Linked DNA regions of Homo sapiens: region 1 is linked to region 2. The links are chromatin contacts, found by Hi-C or POLR2A ChIA-PET in ENCODE. All regions are on one chromosome and are shown on one strand. Each heading gives the region's core, a stretch centred on a gene start or an enhancer-like site at or near the end of the contact. The rest is flanking DNA. Distances are from core to core; before and after follow the strand shown.

The links. Hi-C counts contacts between places; a loop is a spot of excess contacts on that map. ChIA-PET counts read pairs that join two places held with the same protein, here RNA polymerase II (POLR2A). Pooled maps may share reads with other maps.
Region 1: a pooled map shows a loop between it and region 2 (3-fold over the local background). The contact joins two enhancer-like sites. A Hi-C loop is called at or near these places in 4 of 168 maps with a recorded cell type or tissue (A673, CD4-positive, alpha-beta T cell, endothelial cell of hepatic sinusoid and 1 more) and 12 of 50 pooled maps. POLR2A ChIA-PET finds 5 or more read pairs at or near these places in 9 of 52 experiments (CD4-positive, alpha-beta T cell, CD4-positive, alpha-beta memory T cell, HEK293 and 4 more).

The regions. Positions count from the first base shown.
Region 1 is chr18:58,690,990-58,694,300 of GRCh38, forward strand. The region is part of intron 2 of MALT1 (MALT1 paracaspase); the gene reads left to right. All of the region lies in intron 2 of LOC105372146 (a long non-coding RNA gene), which reads right to left. It also overlaps the pseudogene MRPL37P1. Among named protein-coding and RNA genes, the nearest start is that of MALT1-AS1, 21 kb to the left of the region's middle. Within about 2 kb of position 1,987, at least 3 of the 41 ENCODE cell types and tissues checked have a DNase peak (open chromatin) inside an H3K27ac peak, as active enhancers do; they include CD4-positive, alpha-beta T cell, where a contact is called at or near this core.
Region 2 is chr18:58,614,009-58,617,134 of GRCh38, forward strand. The region is part of intron 1 of ALPK2 (alpha kinase 2); the gene reads right to left. Among named protein-coding and RNA genes, the nearest start is that of ALPK2, 14 kb to the right of the region's middle. RefSeq lists an enhancer at 1,535-1,604. Within about 2 kb of position 1,828, at least 9 of the 41 ENCODE cell types and tissues checked have a DNase peak (open chromatin) inside an H3K27ac peak, as active enhancers do; they include CD4-positive, alpha-beta T cell, where a contact is called at or near this core.

The sequences.
Region 1 (3,311 bases), core at 737-3,236, 77 kb after region 2:
CTTCTCTGGCCAGGCAGATTTGTGCCCAAAACTCCACGTTATCCACCACCTGGAATTGTGTCTGTTCTTCAGGGTCATGGTTCTAGTGGAGCCGGCTGAGTGCCAAGGATCCTCTGCCCCCGCCATCTCCTCCAGAGAAGAGGTTGAAGCTACTAAAAATCATGTTCTCGAGGCCTTCTGTCCCCTCTCCCCACTACTGATCTTCAGGAATGCAATGTTTCTGATGTGAAAGATGACACAGGATTCTGGGAGGGCTATCCTTACCCCTATCTCCATATCCTGCACTTCCTGGAGAAAGCCGATTTGCAACCACATAGCCTTCAACCAGATCAGCTGTGGGCCAAGATGATCCTGTTTGCTTTTGGCATTGCCCTGGCTCAGGCCCAGCTCCTCTGTGGCAATGACACCAAGATCTCGGAGCAGCCCGTGGTTGTGCAGAGTACATGCACAGACGGACGTGCATTCCATTTCCTGGTGTTACAGTAGAACACCACAGACCTGGCCTCTTAACAAGTGTGGCAAGAGTTTGGTCTGGGTGGAATCATGCCAGCTACTCTCTCAGCATTTTTGGTGTCTCCCAGTGATAAAAAAGAAGGTGGGACCGGGCCCAGTGGCTCGCACCTGTAATCCCAACACTGGGAGTCTGAGGTGGGTGGATCACGAGGTCAGGAGATCGAGACCATCCTGGCTAACGTGGTGAAACCCCGTCTTTACTAAAAATACAAAAAATTAGCTGGGCGTAGTGGCGGGCGCCTGTAGTCCCAGCTACTCTACTCAGGAGGCTGAGGCAGGAGAATGGCATGAACCCGGGAGGCGGAGCTTGCCGTGAGCCGAGATTGCGCCACTGCACTCCAGCCTGGGTGACAGAGCGAGACTCCGTCTCAAAAAAAAAAAACAACAAAAAATTAGCCAGGCATGGTGGCACGTGCCTGTAATCCCAGCTACTCAGGAGATGGAGGCAGGAGAATTGCTTGAACCTGGGAGATAGAGGTTGCAGTGAGCCAAGATCGCGCCACTGCACTCCAGTCTGGGCGACGGAGCGAGACTCCGTCTCAAAAAAAAAAAAAAAAAAAAAAAAAGAGGGTGGTTGTGGAATGCGTTGGGCTGACTGGTTTCCAGTGGGAGACATCCAGGAAGTTTTTAGCTCTGTATTTACATGGTGCTACGTGAGCCAAGGACCATTCTGAGGCCCGAAACCCACCTTTGCCTTCTCCCACTGAAGAGGGCCTGGGGTCCCCCTGGAGCCTCAGTGCTCATCTAGCCTGGTGGTCTCACTGACAATAAAGAGCCCTTGCATTGCAAAGGAAAAAAAAACTATTATAATTGTTTTGGGGTGCCACAAATTATGCCACTATAAGAAGTTGAGCTTAATTGATAAATGTCATGTGTATTCCAACTGCTCCACCGACTGGCCATTCCTCTCTCTCTCTCTCTCTCTCTCTCTCTCACTCTCTCCCTCCCTCCCTCCCTCCCTCCCTGTCCCTCTTCCTCTCCCACCTCCCCACTCCCTCTTTGGGCCTCCCTATTCCCTGAGACACAACAATATTGAAATTAAGCTGATTAATAACCCTACAATCGTCTCTAAGTGTTCAAGTGAAAGAACAGTGACACACAACAATATTGAAATTAGGCTGATTAATAACCCTACAGTGATCTCTAAGTGTTCAGGTGAAAGGAAGAGTCACATGTCTCTCACTTTAAATCAAAAGCTAGAATTGATTTTACTTAATGAGGAAGGCATATCAAAAGCTGAGATAGGCTGAAAAGCTAGGCCTCTTGTGCCAGTTAACCAAGTTGCGAATGCAGAAGAAAAGTTCTTGAAGGTAATTAAAAATGCTACTTCAGTGAACACACGAATGATAAGAAAGCAAAACAGCCTTATTGCTGAGATGGAGAAAGTTATAGTAGTCTGGATAGATCAAACCAGCCACAGCATGCCCCTAAGCCAAAGCCTAATCCAGAGTGAGGCCCTAACTCGCCTCATTTCTGTGAAGACAGAGAGGTGAGGAAGCTGCGGAAGAAAAGTTGGTTCATGAGGTTTAAGGAAATAAGCTGTCTCTGTAACATAAAAGTGCAAAGTGAAGCAGCAAGTACTAGTGGAGAAGCTGCAGCAAGTCATCCAGAAGATCTAGCTAATGCCAGGCATGGTGGCTCGTAATTGATCATGGTGTCTATAATCCCACCACTCTGGGAGGCCAGGGCAGGAGGATTGCTTGAGCTTAGGAGTTTGATACCAGCCTGGGCAACATGGTGAAACCCCGTCTTTGCAAAAAATACAAAAAATTAGCCAGGCACAGTGGCACCTGCCTGTAGTCCCAGCCACTCGGGAGGCTGAGGTGGGAGAATTGCTTACACCTGGAAGGCGGAGGTTGCAGTGAGCGAGATCATGACACTGCACTCCAGCCTAGGTAACAGAGACAGACCTTGTCTCAAAACAAAAAAGCAATAAAAGATCTAGCTAAGATAATTAAAGAAAATGGCTATAATAAACAGATTTTTCAGTGTAGATGAAACAGCCTTCTATTGGAAGAAGATGTCATCTAGAACTTTGATAGCTAGAGAGAAGTCAGTGCCTGGCTGACTCTTGTTAGGGGCCAATGCAGCTGACAACTTTACGTTGAAGCCAGTGCCCATTTACCATTCTGAAAATCCTAGGGCCCTTAAGAATGATGCTAAGAAACTGCAAAGTTTTTGTCCTGAGTAACCAGATGGATGGTGGTAGGCAGTAAGACTGGTTTACCATCTTTGAGATGGGGAAACTGTGGGGACTGGCAGAGGAGTAGATTTTGTGTCAGAAGGGATTTGGGACATATAAAATTGGTGGTGGCTATAGGACATTCAAATTTAAAGCCAGGATAGCCAAAACTCCTATATTTTTTAGATTTATTACTTGTTCTCTTTTGTCATTGTTGCAACTTTTTCCTGTCACATCGAAACTTGGGAAATCAGAATCTTTGTATTTTAAAGTTGTGATGTAAAACTCTCCTGGCAGATGAATGGTAAATGTGGGGACATTAAAATACAGTGTTATGAATTTGCTGGCTTCAGCAAGAGTGCTTATCCCATTTTCCACCTTTCCTACCAACATGTATCACAGATTTCAGAAAAATTCTGAACTTCATCCGTCCTGTACTAACTTGGCCTCGACATAAAGGATTAATGAATATGAATGTCCTCCCTTGGCAAGAGTTTAAAATTCTGAGAGGCTCTACTATATTTACTAAAGATTTTCTAGGGCTTCTCGAGGCCCTCAAATGTGCTAGGTATACAATAAATATTTACTCATTTTTAATTTTGCTTTTATTTAGTAT
Region 2 (3,126 bases), core at 578-3,077:
ACTCTGTAAATATCAGGGTTAAAAAATAAATTAATTAAGGGGAATACACTGCCTTCCCTTCCTCAGGGAGAGTGTGTGCAGGAAGCAACTTTGTGCTTAAACCTGAAGTTAAATTAACTTACATGATGGGTGGAAAGAGCCGTAATGTTGAAGAAGTGACATGGTGGCACTGAAAAGAGAGAAAACTGCTTGGGTGTGGGGCAGAACACATGAGATGGGAGAGAGGTTTGAGAGACATACCTGCTGGGACAGGTGTGGAAGACTGAGCAAGAGAGGCTGAACTGAAGATTTTTCAGAAACTATGCATTGTGATTGTGAATTGGGTCCTTTTGACATTCTTTAACAAATGACTTACATTTCCAATTATTTTTGGTTATAGAACTTCTTAAATGTAGCTGTGCAGAGGCTGGATGACATGGGGCTCCGGTTCATACATGTGGTATTTCAGAGCATAGTAATCCCCTCTCAGCATAATGGCAAATTAGTTGCACAGCACAGGAAGAAAATTCATCTGCTAGATAGCAAATAAATACCTCCATTCCAGATTAGGTTACGGGTACATTTGGTGGTTACGGAATGGATATCAATTGGTATTTTTAAAAAACCAGATTTAATACCAGCCCAAGGCTGGTCTTGAATTCCTGGGCTCAAGCCATCCTCCCACCTCAGCCTCCTGAGTAGTGGGGACTAGAGGCTTGAGCCTCCATGCCCAGCTCTCTTACAGCCTTAATGAGATATAATTACCATACCATACACAATTTACTCATTTAAGTTGTACAATTCAATGGCTTTCACTATATTCAGAATTGTGCAACCGTCACCACAATCCATTTTAGAGCATTCTCATTACTCTAGAGAATCCCTACACCCCTTTTACCTCCTCATCTCCCCATTTCCACCCTCCCCCCCAACACACACAGCCAGAGGCAATCACTAATCTACTTTCTGTCTGTATGTATTTGTCTATTATGGATTTTTTTTTTTTTTGTAGGGACAGGGTCTCACTACATTGCCCAGGCTGGTCTTGAATGCCTGGGCTCAAGCAATCCTCCCACCTGGCTTCCCAAAATGCTAGGATTATAGGCAGAAGACACAGAGCCCGGCCTATTCTGGACATTTTATATAAATAGAAGCTTTCACTTAACACAATGTTTTTGGGGTTTGACCATATTGTCACCTGTATCAGTACCTCATTCCTTTTTGTGGCCAATCAGCAATGCTTTTCAGAAGCAACTGTTGAGACAGAGGGATGACTACCCCACTCTTCATATTCCTAGGGAAGTTACTCAAATGGAGGGGGACAGTGGCGGGCAGGGCAGCTCTCATAGCAAGAAAACACCCTCCTGACCAGGAGGCCCCATAGAACTGTGAACACAATACAGGCTTTGCCACCTGCCAGGAACAAATCTACATCCAGCTCTGCCAATTATAAGGCAAGGCATTGAACCTACCTTCTCATCTGTAAAAGGAGGGAATGATAATAGTCTAAGGATTAGAATAATGTATGTCAATTGCCTTGTAAATATCTGTTACATAATTAGTTTTCATAATGGTAATCAGCGTAGTATAAGGAAAGAGTTCACTTGTTTCATCAGTTTCCTTTTCTGCTGTGGGTTACCACAATGATTCTTTTTTAAAGTGATATACCAACTAATGTGTAAAAATGTCTCTGGGTGTAATTGTCACCTGCAATAGTAATTTACAGGACATGACCTTCCATTCTCATTCCTGGAGATCACTGCTATGGATGGAGAAGGAGGAAAGGATAAATCCAGCTGTCAAGAGCTGGGCTGACGTTGAGGAGCTTCTGTGTCATCTGTGACTCCTCCCCAGGTGATGACTTCCTGACAGTGTTGTCCCACATGTGAAAATACTGACAAACACACACTATTTGACTCACATAGTCAGTTTAGTGACCACATATCTGAGCCACAGAGCACTGACTGTACTCTGGAGAGGAAAAGGACAGTTAAGTCAGGCTGTGGCTCGTGTTTCGTGGCTTCTCTGAAGGTGAGAACCCTTGATGACAGATTTATCATTCTCTGCTAGAGATGAACAATCAATATTGAATTATTGGTATTAGTGGAGGAGTTTGTGGTAGGCTTCACAGATGACCTTGGGAAAACAATGTGTTAATTGGAAAGAATGCTGGATTTGCCTTTTTTCTTTTCTTTTTTTGCTGTGTGGTTATGGTGTTATGATATATCTGTATATTTATTGGTTTCCATCCACAGTTCCTGGCTCCTAACTCCCATAGTCCTTGTTATAATGTTGGGGCACTTTTGGCCTTGGGAAACAGAATCTCTCTCTCTGACCTTCTATCCTTCTTTTACCTGTCCAAGGCAGGACTCTGTGGTCAAAAGGCCCTTATTCCAAAAGACCCTCATTCCTGCCTCTTACTCTAGAGGAAAGAATGCCACACAGAGAAACGAATGCCAAGAAAAGTCTGAACAGACAGGCCTTGCTGGGTTCAGATCAGGTGCTTTTTGTCCAATCACATTTCTACATAGTTGTCAATCGTGCCTATGTAGCGAAGCCTCCATAAAAACCCAAAAGGACAGGGTCTGGGGAGCTTCCAGAGAGCTGAACACGTGGAGGCTGACAGGAGGTGAAGAACTCATCCACACACTGGGAGGGTGGCACATCCCAACTCCATGGGGACAGAAGCTCCTGCAAATCGCCTATGGATCTCTGCAAAATCGCCTGTGGTTCTCTGCATCTGGCAGTTTACTTGTATCCTTAAAATAACCTTTGTAATAAACCAGTAAATGTGTTTCCCTGAGTTCTGTGAGCTACTCTGGCAAATTAACCCCAAGAGGTGCTCATGGGAACCCCAACTTGAAGCCAGTCAGTCAGAAGTTCCAGAAGCCTTGACTTGCAGCTGGTGTTCCGGGGGCTTGGGGGGTGGGTGAGGAGTAGCCTTGGGGACTGGGCCCACAACCTGTGGGATCTGACACTATCTCCAGGTGGACAGAGTCAGAACTGAAGCCGAGAACACCCACCAGTGTCTGCAGCTTGGCGTATGGGGTAAATCCACCACAACTTTGGTCACGGAAGTCTTCCTCTTCTTCCGTGTTGATGATTGTTGTTGTGGTGGTGGGAGAGCAGAGAAAAAACAGTTTGAGA